2 separate regions of the Homo sapiens genome follow, and region 2 is linked to region 1. Evidence: chromatin contacts called from ENCODE Hi-C data. All regions are on one chromosome and are shown on one strand. The core of a region is the stretch at or near the end of the contact, and the rest is flanking DNA. Distances in the headings are between cores, read along the strand shown. Region 1 holds the start of NFIL3 (nuclear factor, interleukin 3 regulated). Region 2 holds the start of PTCH1 (patched 1).

What was found. A loop is a pair of places that touch in the nucleus more often than their neighbours do. Pooled maps may share reads with other maps.
Region 2: a map of naive thymus-derived CD4-positive, alpha-beta T cell shows a loop between it and region 1 (13-fold over the local background). The contact joins the promoter of PTCH1 here to the promoter of NFIL3 in region 1. A Hi-C loop is called at or near these places in 1 of 168 maps with a recorded cell type or tissue (naive thymus-derived CD4-positive, alpha-beta T cell) and 9 of 50 pooled maps.

The regions. Positions count from the first base shown.
Region 1 is chr9:91,419,208-91,427,047 of GRCh38, reverse strand. NFIL3 (nuclear factor, interleukin 3 regulated) reads left to right here and starts at 3,216. Exons shown (of 2, transcript NM_005384.3): 1 at 3,216-3,408. LOC105376146 (synapsin-1) reads right to left here and starts at 3,015. Exons shown (of 2, transcript NR_188612.1): 1 at 652-3,015; 2 at 1-218. It overlaps LOC124902209 (a long non-coding RNA gene), which reads right to left and starts at 5,426. Exons shown (of 2, transcript XR_007061661.1): 1 at 5,344-5,426; 2 at 4,989-5,029. RefSeq lists silencers at 372-568, 2,879-3,278.
Region 2 is chr9:95,506,810-95,514,649 of GRCh38, reverse strand. PTCH1 (patched 1) reads left to right here and starts at 5,384. Exons shown (of 24, transcript NM_000264.5): 1 at 5,384-6,489. The coding sequence starts at 6,289. RefSeq lists enhancers at 1,618-2,590, 2,456-3,217, 3,218-3,981, 4,935-5,484, 7,070-7,703 and silencers at 3,145-3,194, 3,415-3,854, 6,129-6,448, 7,229-7,278, 7,809-7,840.

The DNA of each region.
Region 1 (7,840 bases), core at 1,967-4,466:
GCTGTGGGCTCCTGGAAACAGCAATTGATGAGAGAGCTGAAAAACAGTCTTCTTCAGTGGGTCACTTTCTTTTTGCCACAGTCCACGTGTGGCTAACGTCCTGAATTCTCATTATCCATCTGACTTTACAGTTACTCCGGCCTAGTGAGGTCCACTGTAAAATCCCTGGGATATATATATGGCCTCTTGGGGATGTTCCAGCTCAAGACATTCTGCAGCTGTAGAAAAATTATTACTATATTAAATTAAGTTGTTACTAAATTACAAATTCCTATTAATTCCCATTTTAGTAAGGAGAAGTCACTGTTTTAGTCATTCTGTTCTCAAGCTATAGCTCTTATATTTGCTTAGTCAGAAACCATGTTGGCAGTATAATAAAATGAATTAGAATGTGGTTGATTGTCTTCTGCTGGTAGTTCTCATCCCTGTCCAGGCACCTCCTCCCTTGCCCCTGCCCTCAATCCACCCCTAGCACTGAGAGGTTGCTGAGAGCAAGAACCCCTTCCTCCTCCTCCTGAGAACCTTACAGCCCAGCTCCACCATCAGGCACATGCTGATGTCTTCCTAGAAGCCTCCCCACCCTGGTTAATTTGTTTCAAATATCTTAGGTTTTTATGCTCCATTTACTCGAGTTAATCTGCAAATACTTACCTACTCTGTGAATGTTCTAGGATATAATATTAGATACATCATCACTTCGGCCCTGGGGACAGATCCTTCATCCTGTTGTTTAGTGGTGTCCTAATCACCAGGAGGAGCTAAAGAGTTGTTTTCTAAGCTGGTATCTCAGATACCTTTCACACTTCCTCTGATTTCCAAGTTAGATGGTAACAATGAATGATGCACAGATATAATACATACACAATCTAAAATACTCCAAGTAAATATAGGAGCATTCGATTTCAAAATTCAGCATAAAGAATAAGTTTCCAGGTTGAGAGAACTCCTCCAGCATCACTGCCTGGGGTGGCTCCAGGCACGTTCTTTACCTGTCTTGAAGGTCGAGTTGTCTTTAAAGAAAGACATTTACTACAACGGCTTTGAAATTCCATGAAATTATTCAAAATGCAGAACAAGGTCAGAACACGTGAAGGGGAGGGTAGATTATGCAGGACAGCCCTGGATTTCTAGACAATAGCTGCATTTCTGACCCCAAAAAGGCAACTAATATGGATATGATTTTGATTTCATCTAAGAGAGGTTCTCAAAGCTACAAATAAGCATTGTAAGGTTTGGGCAAAAAGGAAACTATCAGTAAATTTGAGAAAAGTGGCCAGGCACAGTGGCATGCGCCTGTAATTCCACTACCAGGGAGGCTGTGGCCGGAGGATCCTTTGAGCCCAGGAGTTCCAGGCCAACCTGGACAACATAGTAAGACCACATCTTGAATTATTATATATGTATGAGAAAAGTGGAAATTATAAACTAAAATCAGGATTTGTTCTCATGAAGGTAGTCAAGTTTGGAAAATGTGTAGTGGAGGGGATGTGGTTCTTGCATTAGTCAGCACCGGGAAGATGGTGTCGGGGAACACGCTAAGCCCATATTGTACGTCTGAGTTTTCAGAGCCTTGTCAGCAGAGCTGTACTACCAGATAAATCACGAACAAGAGTGCGTTCAAAACCACAACGCTGCCCTGGAAGGCTTTCCAAAAACTCAACTGATAGGTGATAAAAATTTTTTAAATATGACTTGCGTTATTATGATATTAACTGTGCAAGAAGGGGAAAGGTAGAAAAGACAATCTTGGCGAGTAGATAGATCTGCTGCTCATGGCAGACACTAGGGATGGTACCTGGGTGTTCACTCTGCTCTTCTCTTTACTTTGGTTTTTGCTTTTTAAAAACGAAAGGAGCAAAAAGAAGTGGAAAGTCGTGGAGGCACTCGGCCCAGCCCCCACGTAGTTCAAGGAGACCAGGAGGGAGCTGGCTGGTGGAGGTCCTGCCCACCTGCCACACTCCGTATTTGGGCAAGCCTGTGAGTCACTGTCGGGAACATGGCTCCCTTCGCCAAGGCCAGCACTGACCACTATCCGTGTATCGGTAAACGCAGGGAGTGTGCCACGTGCCTTGACAGTCTAGCGCGACGACTTAAGAAGTCGCGGCTAGGTGCTCTTTTTTCCATTTTTTTACGTCTCTTCCGTAGCCCGGGAATTTGGGAGAGAAGACTACCGTATCCAGTTAGACGCAGAAATAACACTAAGCAGCTATCAGCTCAAAATCACAGGAAGAGATCCCGCGCGGTCGTCTCAAGCCCCAGCACCAAACGACAGTGGGCGTCCCAGCGGGGGCACCCGAGCGCGGACCTTCACATCCTCCGAGGAACGCCGCACCCGCGTGGCGGGGGTGGGTAGATGGACCTCAGCGAGCCTCGTTTCCCAGTCGTGTTACGCAACAACTTTGCAGCCGTCATCTTCGCCCTAATTGTGCAGGGGGCGGTGTTTGTGCGTGGAGCTTTCCCTCCCGGCTCCGGGCCGTCGCGGCTCTCGGGAGAGGCGCCGGGACATTTTAATCGCTGCCTCCGCCGCGCAGCCCTGCGCAGCTGCCCGGCCGCGCCAACCCCTTCCCCGCCGCAGCGCGCCCCGAGTGTTGGCAGCTTGCCAGCCGCCACCCCCCGCCTTCCCTCCTGCCCACCCCAAGGTAGAGGGCTCCTCTCGGGAGTGTGCGGGGAAGGGGAGGCCGAGGTCCGGGCCACGCCCGGGTAGCCGCAACCCGCAGTGCTCAGTCGGCAACAGGTAGCCCAGCAGGCTGCGGCTCTCAGGAAGACAAAAAGCGCCTCTGCGAGCAAGTGAGGGTCGCGGGGAGCGCAGAGCCACCGCGGCGACCGGGAGGGTGAAGGGAGCCAAGAGCGGACGGGGCGGTGGGACGGGGGGCTCCCGGGCTCCTCCGCAGGCTCGCTCCGGTCGTGTCGGCCGCGTGGGCCGTTGCGCAACACTCGTTGCGCCGGGAATGGGGCGCCAGCCCTCGCGGGCGCTCGGACGGCGGTGGCCCTGGCCGGGGAGGGACGCGAGCTGGTAGTGGCGCCGCCGCGGAGGGGGAGCTGAGGGCGGGGAGGCGGGGCGGGGCCGCGGAGTGCCCGCCCCGGCCCGCCCCTGCCGGCCGCGGCCATTGGCGGCGGGCCGGGGGCGGGTGCGGGCGCGGCGATTGGGGCCGCGGCCGCCAGTCACGCGGGGCTGGCGGGCGGCGACGTAGCGCGGCGCTCGGAACTGACCTACTAACACACATCTCTCCGCGCGGCCACGGCGCCCGCGGACCCGGCGCGCCCGCCCGCCTCCCGCGCCGCGCCCTCGCCGCCGCCCGCCTCCCGCCGCGGCCCCGGAGGCCCGGCCCGGCCCGAGCCCCGAGCGCCGGCGGCCCGACTCCCGGCCGCCCCTTTCTTTCTCCTCGCCGGCCCGAGAGCAGGAACACGGTAAGCGCTCCGCCCACCGCCGGCCGGGGGCCCGGCGACCGCTCCCAGGGCGCGCTGCGGGCGGGCGGGCGGGCGCGGGGTGCGGGCCGCGCTGTGTGCGGGGTCGGGCTGTAAGCTGGGCTCGCCAGCGGCGGCGAGTGCGCGCGGGGCATTCATTACATAAACTTTTGCTGCCTTGTCAGGATGGGACTCGCCACCTTAAGGTGGCTGCTTTGATTGCAGCGCCTTCGCGCCGGCACGTAGTCCTGGCTGGTTTGCGCTCTCCCCCCGCTGCTGTTGCATAATGTCTCCTGATTTCAGGAAAATTGATGTTTTGGTAAAGAAGAGCGCCAGGCAGGCTGAGCCCTCTCCGAGCGGGAAGATGCTCTTTCCTCTCTAGTGTCTTTCTTTCTCGTTCCTTCTCTGGGGCTGGCGGCGTAGGGGGGAGAGGAATGGGGGGTTGAGGAATGGGGAATAGTCTTAATTTGCTTGGTGAGAAAAAGGGTTGGTAGCGTGAACGGTGACGGCATTCGGAGAATGCCTGCGCGGCGTTTGTTTGTGTCAGGGGCTGTGTCTGCACAGACGTTTTCCACCCTGTTTGTCGTCAGCGTGTTTTACAAGCCCTCGGGAAGGTTGTGGGATTTGTCCTTTCATACATTGCATAATCTGCCCACGGTGAAATGTTGGCAAGAATTGCGGGCTGATGTGGGAATATGCGCGTATGTGTGCAATGATTTGGTAATTGAGGCGCAGCGTTGGATATTAGATCGTTATTTACGTCTATATTACGTCCCAAATAAACAGGTTTTAAAACGATACTACAAAACCTAAAAGCAAGAATTGCTCGCATTGAATTCTGATCTTGGGTACTACTGGGGTTCGCCCTTTCAATGTTCTCAGCTGTTATTTTTAAATCTGGGACGAACCATTGTGACGTTTACCTCCCCACCTTCCTAATTTTAATGCATTCCATTCGATCAGCCCTTTTTCTCACCTTATTGTCATTGCTTTTTCAGACACGACAAGACAAATCACATAATAGTTTCCTGGAAATGTTGCATTATGTAACTGCCGAATTTGCTGGCAGTGAGCATAGAGAGAGGGAGCTAATTACGTGATTTTATAATCTTGCTACAAAGAAAGTAGGACAGTCTCAGCCTTTAAGAATGTCACTATAACAGTTTTTTTTTTTTCCTTAAGGATATTTTAAACAGGAAAGTAGACAACCGGGTAAGCATGGAGTTTGCTCATGCTGCCGAATGTGTGTCTTTTGCCCTAAATGAAACGCACGTTCTTCTAAATTTAGCCCTATCACATTTTAACAATTGTGGCCTCGCAGTGCTATTTCTGGTGTTTTCTCCAGGGCTGTGTGCAAATACAAGTTCAAGGCCATTTGCTGTAGTTTTAACTCCACGCCTTCGGAGACCTTTGATAAGATTGTATTTTTAGGAAGGCATTTCGCAGCGCCCGGTGATTTGCTGGATGCTGGCTCCCATTTATGTTTTTAAAGGACACTTTAGGAAACTGCTGTTCTCTGAGAACAGCAGGGAATGGCCAAGTGTCATCTTCTGTTCTTGGCTTTTGTAAATAACAACAGTAAGTGAGGTCAGAAGTATTTATTTACCCCCAGACCAGATATGACCTATGGGAAACAGATATAGGTTAGTAGATTGTTTTTTTGTCTGGATACCCTGGTTTTACTTATGTGAAGATGTGTGAATATGTAATTTACCCAAATATTAAATTTCTTCCTGGACTGTTACATAGTGATTATGTGTGAATATATGTATATGATGGGATGTATATATAACGTAACATTTAAATTAAGTGCAGGGTTTTTTTTTGTGGGAGGTGGGGGGTGGACGTCTCTGGAACAGAGTATATTACCCCAAATAATTGCAGTCGCTTTCCAAGAAGCTAGTTGCTCTAGGCCCCCAGCTTCAGACCCCGACCTACTTTGCGAGCTCGGGTGGGAGTCCCAGGCCTGTAGGGGCCGCGTGGCGCCACCTTCCGATCGCGATCTCCAATGGCGAGTCCGTGCGGCCCCCAGTGCGCCGCTCCCTCCTGCGGGCCGGTGGGGTCTGCGAGAATCCGGGGCTGGGGGCGGGTCTGGTAGTGGCGGGCGGGGACCTCGGGTCGGGACCGAGAAGCGCCTCCGAACGGCAGTTATACTGGGGCTGCTCAGTGGCCTGAGCTCCTCCCTGCCCCCTCCCCACATTCCTTTGTTCTGGCGCGGGGGGTCCTCGCGGCGCCGAGGCCCCGCTGCGCCGCCCACCCGGAGGGAGGAGGGTCTCTGGGAGGCGCCGCGTGGGGGCGCGGCCCGTGGAGCCCGGGCGCTAGGGACCGGCCGGGGCCGGCGTACGGGTGCGCTCTGGGTTCGCCCGGGCCGCGGGAGCCAGGGAGCCAGGGAGCCAGGGACCCCGGCTCCCGCACGGGGCAGACAGGGGCAGCGCGGGCGACCCGGAGCGCCTGCGTCTCCGCGGCCCTCCTTCCAACAGGGCAAATCCAGGGGCCTGACTCCGCGCCTGTTCTGCGGTGAGGTTCAGAAACCTGCAGACACCTTTGTTCCAAGAGTCTTCATTGTATTTCGGAACCAAGCGCGTCTCCATTCTTGAAGTGAAAAAGACCTTAAGAAAAACCTCCAAACGTCCACCGGCCACAGAAATTGGGGGTGGAGGCGCTCCAGTATTGATAGTGATTAAAAGGAAGGCCTCAGCTTGACTTTGGCCAGTTGAGTTGAGCCGATTTTTTTTAACCTTTAATTTATGTGGTCAAAGGCTAGAGGAGAGAGAACACTGATCTCCAGAGTTCAAAATAAAATCTAAACGCCCACATAGACGCTGCTGTCCTACTGTAAAACTACAGTACTTTCATCCTCGCATAAAGACTTCCAAGATTGTACCCATGCAGTAATTCATGGAGACATCACAGATGTTCTCCTGAAGCATATCAACGCAATCTGCTCTTTGTTGAAAACTGACCGAAAACTTGCTTTCTTTGGCATCATACCCTACACCGCTATCCCTAATCAGTTTCCCTCCTGTTACAGGCAGTAGTTAGAGAACAGGTTTCGGTGAGGTACAGATCCTAAGAGCGCAGGCCCTGGGCTCACAAGAACCCTGGGTCCCAGGCCCCAGCTTGTTATCTTCCAACACTGTCCTGATTTCCATCACTCTCCAGGGTAAACTGAGGGAATAAAACCTGTTGACTTAGTTGGTTGTGAGGAGTTCAATAAATGTTTCCTGTGTTATTGATCAGGAACCAGAATCTGTGTGTGTGTGTGTGTGTGTGTGTGTGTGTGTGTGTGTATTTACCTTCATTTTTCTCTTTGTAAATCTCTTCGCAGTAACAGTAAGGATTCGTGTTGGAATTAAGTCTGTAAGATCTTTCTTGAGATACTTTTTTTGTTCTAATAATATATATATTTTTTAATTTGCCATCGTGTTCAATGTTAATTTCAGTTTGAGGGGAATTCCTGACAGGATTGCAGAACCTCAAACTTCCCAAGTCATTGGGTTAATGTTTTGGGGAGCTGCTTGAAGGAATAGAGAGATGAGTCGATTATAGTAGCAGGAATGACGTGACAATTGCCATATTAATAGCTCAGCTTTTTCCAATTCCCTTACACATTCTGTGACTCATTTTCTGTAGCTTGGATGATTTCTCTATCTAAAACTTTGTGGTCTGAGATCAGCAGTGGATGGTGAGACCCCACAGATAAGCTCTCTTGTAGGGGGTATATGTAGCCTGAAAACTAAGGCCAGTCCTGTGAAACTGTTGATATTTGACCCTTTTGACCAAATTTTCATTTGGTTTACCCTTACACTTGCGACATAGGTCAGGGCTTCAGTAAGAGTCACGAGCAGCAAAAACAGCCTGGAACTGATAGGCATCGTTGCCTTTTGATACTGATCATTCTTCAGAAAAGAGATAAAGAGTTAGTATTTACTAAACACATACTCTGCATGTGCCAGGCACAGTGTTGAGGGGCTCTGTTATCATCCACATTTCATAGATGAGGAAATGGAAACTCAGAGAAATGAATTTGCAGCCCAGGTCGCAGAGCCTGAAAACCAGATGGGGAAATTTGCACCTCAACAAAGTGTATTCTCACACTCACTGTAGTTTTTGAAACAATTTCCTTTTCTGGGTTAAAGACTTATTTTTGTGCAGTGCAGTTATAACATCACTGTGATGCAACAGCCTGAAAATTAAAACCCTTTGTGAGAGGCCTTTCGGACGTTGAGCAATGTGCCTGACTCACCAGCTGAGTGGATTTTTCTAGTTGACCTTGCCTTGGTCATTAGAGTCAATTTCGAGATGTAAATGCGATTGCAGCATGGAATGGAAAAGGTGCAGTCATATTGCCTGGGCTTTATTTTTACCCAGGTTAAACTCATATACTTCATGATTTCCATTGTAATCCAGATGCCATTGATGCTGTTAAAGTTGT
Region 2 (7,840 bases), core at 4,135-6,634, 4.1 Mb before region 1:
TCACACACACACACACACACACACACACCTTTTATTTTCTCCAGCCTCTGCCACAGTGTATAATGCCCTATTGAGACGTGTAGGCGTGATGTGTAAACCGGATTAGCAGTATGAAAGAAAGACACACAATAAGCTGGAATTGTTTTACTTCCCTTTCATTTCTCATGCCTATATTTCTGATAAATTTGTTGCTCCAGCAGTGGGTCAAAGGGATCATGTTGCTCAGCTTCTTTTTCATGCAGGACCCAATAGCAGAGATCACTGAAATGAATGGTGTGCCTCCTAGCAAACGCAAAGCTTGATAGAGATATATTAGACAGGGAGAGGCGAGGAGAGGGAAGGATGCAAAACATGTTCAAAGTCTGGGTGTTGTAGGAATACATCTCTATCCATGAGAGGAAAGCAATGTGGGTAAGAATATATTTGGAGAGAGAGGGATCAATGCAGGGGTCAATGCTCTGTTTTCTTTCAAGTTCATAGTAGGCTCTGAACATTCAGCAGTTGGTGACATGCTTAGCAAGAGAATACCAATAGCTTTTGGCAATACATAAAGTCTAATTCCCCTTTCAAGCTAGTATTTAGACCTGGAGTAATCAATGTGGAGATTTCTGGGACCTTCTCAGGACACTCCCCTCTGCCGCTTTCCCCACCCCCAGCTCACTGTAAGCTCAAAAAATGCCAGTGCTCCCGGGTTTGTGCTGTAGACCCCTCATTTACTCCTTTGTGGAGTTAGGAGCAGCTTCCCATTAAAGGAGATCAGGGGTAATTAGCAGCATTATTTTGACAAGTTGGCTAGAGCTGTTCCCTTTCCTCCAGCCTGGGGAGGGGGTAAATAAGGGGAGGAAACAGAAGGTGGAAGGGAGTAGGGGAGGGGAGTCAAGCCCAGTAGTTTTAAATTTTGTAGCTGCTGAATCTCCCCCCACCCCGTCCCCGACTTCCCTGAAACCTTTTAGACTCATTTTCTACCATCACCTTTTAAGAATATACAAAAGCTGCCAATGAGAAAATAGTAAGGCATTCTTAGGGAGCCAAGAAAATGTGGTGGATGGTGGCACATTGGCTTGAGTTGAGTCGACTCAACTCATATTCAAGGTACCTGCTTGGAACTGCTGAAGCCCTGCCTTGACCATCACTCACATCCTGTATCCTGGGCTCCCCATGCAGTAAAAGAATATTGCATCAAATCCCCAATTCCTCTCTCCATCCGACCCTCTCAACAAAAATACTGTAGGACTTAAAATCATGTTTGCAATTCCTTGTATTTCTGGAAGAGTATTAAACTCAGTAGACAAAATTATAAATGGCCCCAGGGTCAAATTACTGGAATACATTAACCCCTTTATTCATTTATACTCTGCAAAACTTGCCAAATTACATTGGATTTTAAAGACTCATTTGGTTTGATCTGAGAAACCAGTGAAAAGTTAAATCTCACTGTGGTTTTTCATAACTCCACCAAGTCTGGCTTCCACAATTGCTTACCATTGGAACATCCCAACACAAAGGGCAGATGTTTTATTTCATTGTCATCATTTGGATAATCTGATGTCATTTTTGAAATGTGTGTGGTGTGGCCATGGATATTTGTAGTATTGGAACAGAGAAGGGAGGAGATGTGAGGGAATCCGGAGAGCTTAAGGCATCTGCTTTGAAAACTACACACTCCAATGAGAAGTCTTGGATCATGACTGGGAGACCAAAATGACAATTTATGCATTGAGATGAACTTTACTTGGAAAGGGGAAATGGAACACTCAGCTGTTGCTTCATAAAGGCTGGCAACTCCTGCTGGCTGATAAGGCCCCAAGTTCTCACTTATTTTTATTTGGTAACTGTCACAAGGGGTGCCAGAGGCAGAAGGGCCATTTAAAGGGACTGTCTTCCCGGAGGACACCTTAGCAGGTCTGGCTGCCCCAGTCTGCATCTCAGATCTGTGGAATCCTTGTGGTTAGTTGAAGTTAACAAACCCGGTGTGGCACAGCAGTCCCCTGCACAGGGCATGCATATTAAAGCCGACAATGCTTACAAATGTAAATAAGGGCAGATTGATTAGGAACAACATTATCGCTGGGAATGTCGCACTCGCATGCATCAGCAATGAGGCAAATTGGGGGCAGCCTCAGCCCTGACCACCCAAGTCGAGCAGGCTTTTACACTGGCTCCTCTTCCCTTTCTTAAAACGTTACAGAAACAAGGCCAATTAGATCCTCAAAGTAATTCATCTCTAAGTATGAAAAAAGCAGACCACAGGGGAAGCGGCGGGTGGGGGGTGGGGAGATTAAGATAGCGCTCGTTAGAGCCGAGGCTCCGGAGTGCGTCCTGGAACCCACGGGTAGAATTTACAGGCCGGGACCATTGTCTGAGATGCTGAAAAGTTAACCCATCAAACAGCGGGCGAGGGGGCTCAGGGCACTGAAAGCTCCGGGGATCAATGTTCAAAACGTTTAGGAATTAAGTCAAACTAAGGGATATGGGCCTGAGTGGAAGAGGCTTTGCCACTGAAATGACGTGCATGTGGCAGCCGCCGGAACCAGAGGACATGCAGCCGCGTGCGGAGAGTGAGGCGGATCCATTACGGGCACACAGCTTACCATTTCCTTCCAGAATTCCTTCTTCCAAACAAGCTATACTGAAATCCCTCTAGTAAAAGATTGAGACGAAACACTAATAGTTTTGGGCCAAAACGTGGTGGAGAAGTTTGAAAAGACAAACATAGCAACGTGTCTTTGGCTATATGGTTCCTTGCCCTCCAGCAAGCTTGAAATATAAAAAGGCTAACATGCAAAACTAGGGGTACTACCCCCCTCCCCCAGTTTTTAAAAAGCAATTTCCAGAAGCAAACACACAATGGTTCGACTTGAAGTGTCGGCATAACCATTCAGTAAGAAAAGCTAGAATAGTAAACCTCTTTTCCTGTTTTGTGCTATTTATCAAACCTAATAAACATCAGGATCGTACTCAAAGATGAAACTGGCAATGTGTGGAGCCGTCTGAGCTCTTTATCAACTCAGTGTCATTTTCCTCGCATGCTGCCCGCCTGCTTTCCGAGTTTCCGCAGCCCTTCCCTGAGGCACTCACAAAATCACGTGCTCCTTAAGCGGTCTGAGTTTTGAATTTCCGCGCTGGCCCGGTGCTCAGGTCCCCCTCCGGATCCCGCGAACGCCCCCAAACACCTCCACCCCGTCTCCCTCTCTTCCTCGGGACATCCCGCCCTGACCCCGGCACCGCATACGGTTTGCGGGTTAGGGGGTCGGGGGAAGGGCCTCCCCCTGAAGCCGGGGAGGAGGAGAGGCTGGAGGGAAGGTGGCCAGGCTGGTGGGGGAGGGGAGATTGAGGGAGGGAGCGGGGCGAGGGAGGAAGGAGAAGGCGCAGGCCGAAGGAAGGAAGCGGGGAGGGGAAACCGCCGGGGAGGAAGGAAGGGGGCGGGGAGAGCCGGCGGACGGGCCCCCTGCGGGAGCCGCGTGGACCGCCCCGGTGGCCGGCGCGCCCCGCCGCAGCCCCCAGCGCGCCCGGGCAGCCAGCGCGGGGCCGCTGAATGGGCAGGGACTCGTGAGCGCGACCATTGGCCGGTCGCGGGGAGGCGGCGCGGGCATTGGGCAGCGTAAGGGGGCCGGTCCGCCTTCAGGAATGTACTACGGCGCGTCCGGCACGTCCGTCCGCGCCGGCTGGGCGCGCGCCTCGCCTGGGCTCTCGGGAGACCGCGCTGGAGGCCCGGAGCCGGCCCGGCGCATCCGCCTCCCTACCTACTCTGCCCCGGCCGCGCGGGCGCGGGGAGTCCGGGAGCCGGGCGCGCGCGCGCACCGGGCCTCCTGGCGCGGGGTCACGTGGCCACCGGAGCTCCGCCTTCTCCCTGCTCCTCCCCCTTTCCCTCCATCTGGGTTTCTTTCTTTCCTTTCCTTTCTTTCTTCTTTTTTTTTCAATGAACATACACCGTGCGCATCTTAAAGCCACACCGCCCCATTTCACGACTTCACTAGACTTCTCGCTACTGCCAGTCCCTCTGCAGTTCAACCCCGTTTAAAAAAAAAAATAAAGTGAAGCAAATCAAGGGTTTGCGGGTCGGGTTCCTACCGCAGGGAGGAACGTAATAACTTGGAAACGTAAGAAAAACACATTCCACTTTCCGAAAACAAAAATTTTTTTAAATAAAAAGCCTAGTTGTGTAGACGTGTCTGGCTCCAGAATCCACCTCAAAGGGTCGCGTGTTTTCCCCCTCCGCGGGAAGCGAATCCCCGGGATGCCTTGGTGACACTGGACGCGGTGTCGGGACGAATCCTCGCGATCCGCGCACAGTTTGTTTTCAATGAATCCAGCATCGGGGCATTTATAATCTCCTACGTCATACTATTATTAAATATAACATGCATACCGAGTTTTGTAAAAAAAAATACTGACTATATAAACATCTGGTTAATAAAAAGGGGTGTACAAATGAACCCAAAATAATCAGGAAAACTTTACTCTCTCAAGGAAACAATTCCGTTTCTCTAAGTTGTAAAAAAAGATTCTGTTGTTTCTCTTTTACTTATGTCACATTCGAGATTCAAATAAAAACGCCTCTGCCTCTACAAGACTGCTTCGGTGTCTGGATTCCACGTTTATAGAACACTGACTCCTTCAAACCAAGACTGTGTTTTTTTTTTTTTTAAGTTGGGGGGAGAAAGCGGCTGGGGGGCAGACGGATTTTAAGAAAGATGGCTTTTCCCAACGTCCTTGCTTTCCTCTTTAACTTTCCATTCTGTTTATCTTAATGCGAGGCGTTGTTCCCTGCAAGAGCCTAAGTCTTCCCTTTAGTTATAAAAGAAAAGAGAAGAGGAAAAAAAAATCTGGCACACACTGGCGCACTATCCAGCACGCTGTCATTATTGGTGCAGGCCTGGGAATGCGAGCCGGACCTCCCAGTATTTGCTGCAGCTTGAGGCCAAGGTGCCTCTGAAAGGCTTTTCTTTGAGGAATTTCAGAAATTGTTTAAGCGCTTAAAAAAATATTACATTTCCCCCCGTGTCTACCGCGAGGCAAATGTTCGTGTGTGTGCGTGCGCGCGCGTGTGTGCGCGCAAAGGCATCCCACAAAAAGAAGACACTGTTGAAAAGAAAAGGAATAAGAGAGAAAGGAGGGGGAGCATTCCTTAATGGAAGTATTGCATGCGAGAAGGTTGGCGCTCTCAGAGGCTGCCCCGAAGCCGAGGATGCACACACTGGGTTGCCTACCTGGGTGGTCTCTCTACTTTGGTGAGCTGTTGCTAAGCAGCTAATAATAGTCATGTTTGCTGAGTAATTTCTGCCCTCCGCGAGCCAATCGCGTCGCAGAAACCCAAGCCATCTGACAGCCCCGGGGGCGGGAGCTCCAGCCTTTTTCTCTTTCGCTCGCTCTCTCCCCCTCCACCCCCTCCCCTCCCCTCCTCCTCTTCTTTCTCCAAATGGAGAGAGTTCTTTTTTTTCTTCTTCCATCTCATCTATTGAATCAAGGAGCTGCTGCGGCCGCTGCCCGCTGCACACACACAGAGCGGAGTCCCCAGGTCCCGGGAGCGAGAGAGGCGCGCTGCACGGGGACAGAATGGTCCAGCGGGTTGCCGAGGAGCACAAGAAAGCAGAGTCCGGGACCGAGCAGCCACCGCGAACCCAGCAGCCAGAGCCCGAGCAGCCCGAGCAGCAGCTCCTGGAGCCGCCACCGCCAGCAGCAGCCACCGCGGGAGCAGCGGCAGCTGCGGCTGCCCGGGCCCGGCAGCGCTGAGACCCGCCGGGCACCCTCGGACCCCGCGGCGGCGGCGGCTCTGCGCTTGCCCTCCGCGGCCGCTCGGGCGACCCGGGAGGCGCCGAGAGAGCCAGCGCGGCCGGCGGGAGCAGCGGGGATTCGCTGGCTCTTTCTGCAGTGAAGGGGTCGCGGCGCGGGGCGGGGGGCGGGTAGGGGGAGTTGGGGACCGCAAGGAGTGCCGCGGAAGCGCCCGAAGGACAGGCTCGCTCGGCGCGCCGGCTCTCGCTCTTCCGCGAACTGGATGTGGGCAGCGGCGGCCGCAGAGACCTCGGGACCCCCGCGCAATGTGGCAATGGAAGGCGCAGGGTCTGACTCCCCGGCAGCGGCCGCGGCCGCAGCGGCAGCAGCGCCCGCCGTGTGAGCAGCAGCAGCGGCTGGTCTGTCAACCGGAGCCCGAGCCCGAGCAGCCTGCGGCCAGCAGCGTCCTCGCAAGCCGAGCGCCCAGGCGCGCCAGGAGCCCGCAGCAGCGGCAGCAGCGCGCCGGGCCGCCCGGGAAGCCTCCGTCCCCGCGGCGGCGGCGGCGGCGGCGGCAACATGGCCTCGGCTGGTAACGCCGCCGAGCCCCAGGACCGCGGCGGCGGCGGCAGCGGCTGTATCGGTGCCCCGGGACGGCCGGCTGGAGGCGGGAGGCGCAGACGGACGGGGGGGCTGCGCCGTGCTGCCGCGCCGGACCGGGACTATCTGCACCGGCCCAGCTACTGCGACGCCGCCTTCGCTCTGGAGCAGATTTCCAAGGTGCATTTCAGACTCTCTCCTCCCACTTTCTCTTCCCTCCTCTAACTCTTTGGGATCGCCCCCGCCACACACAAACACACACACTCTCTTCCTCTCTCTCTCACACACACACACACACTCACTCACACCTCTCCAGGAAAAGCAGCAGACAAATGGGGATTGAAAAATTCAAACCCTCCCTCTGGTCCTGGGAGGAAAGGGCTGTCTGAGGTCCGCAGGGGGTGGAGGTGTGTGTGTGTGCGTGTGTGTGTGTGTATACACACGCCCTCCCTGGTGTGCCTTTTCCGGAGCACTGGAAAGCCGTCCACGGCGGACCACCTCAAGGGCGGCCGCGGCACTGTCCTGCCCCGTGCCCCCTGCCCTGAACTTCTTCCTCCTGCGCCCCTGCCCCTATTTGCAGCCTAAACTCCTGTACGGCTGCCACATTTCTTAACATCTTGGAGGGGGAGGCGGAGTGGAGAGAGGCGGAGAGAGGAAGGGGGGAGGGAGCCGAAATAAAGGTGGTTTCCTTTTTTGGCAGCCAGTTTTGGTTTTGTTGAGCATGAAATCTCTGCTCCCTTAAAAAATTATTCTCGGAAAAAGATATCCCCCCCGTTTTCCAGGTTTTGAGCCGCCTCTCCTTAGGGCCTGGTCGGGGGAGGAAAAGTTGTAAACAAATTGCCACCTTAAATTCGCGGTGCGAGTCTGCGGAGCTGCCGGGTTCATTGTGTTTACGAGGCTCGCTGAAATGTGTGGAATCCAGGGAAGGCGAGCACCCAGACGGGGGCCCGCCGGGGCCGCGGCCAGCGCCGGGGAAATGCCGCGCCGGGGAGCAGCCTGCGCCGGCCTGAGCCCTTCCCTTTGCACTCGGCTGTTTTTTACGTTTAACCAGAAAGGAAGGGAGAGGAGGGAAAGATCCATGTGGCTGCCCTCTTCCGATCACAAATATTGTCGTAAGTTGCAGCTGGCTGCCCCACTTCCTAATTCAGCTCACACAGCCTCTCCCCACGCTATGGAAATGCGTCGGGAGTGAACTCCGGCGGCCGCGCTCACCACGTGGATCCCCACTTACTACCATTCTCGGCGGGGGTCCAGTTGGGGGAACCCGCAATATGTTGTTCCAAAGAGCGCTCGCCCCTAGCGCCCGTCCCCGAGGGTGATGGACAGAGCAGGACTGGTTTGCTGGCTCCTGAACCTTGGGCTCCATCGCTGGGATTACGCAGCCCCTCCCTTCTCAGCTCTGGGGTGAATATTGTCTGTGTCGAGTGGTTTCTCTCCTCTCTACCTCGGCTTCCTCTTCTGTATTGCAGCCCCAGTGCCCCAAGTCGCTCAGGGATCCCGCGGGTGGGGGCGCCCTGATGTCCCCGAGGTG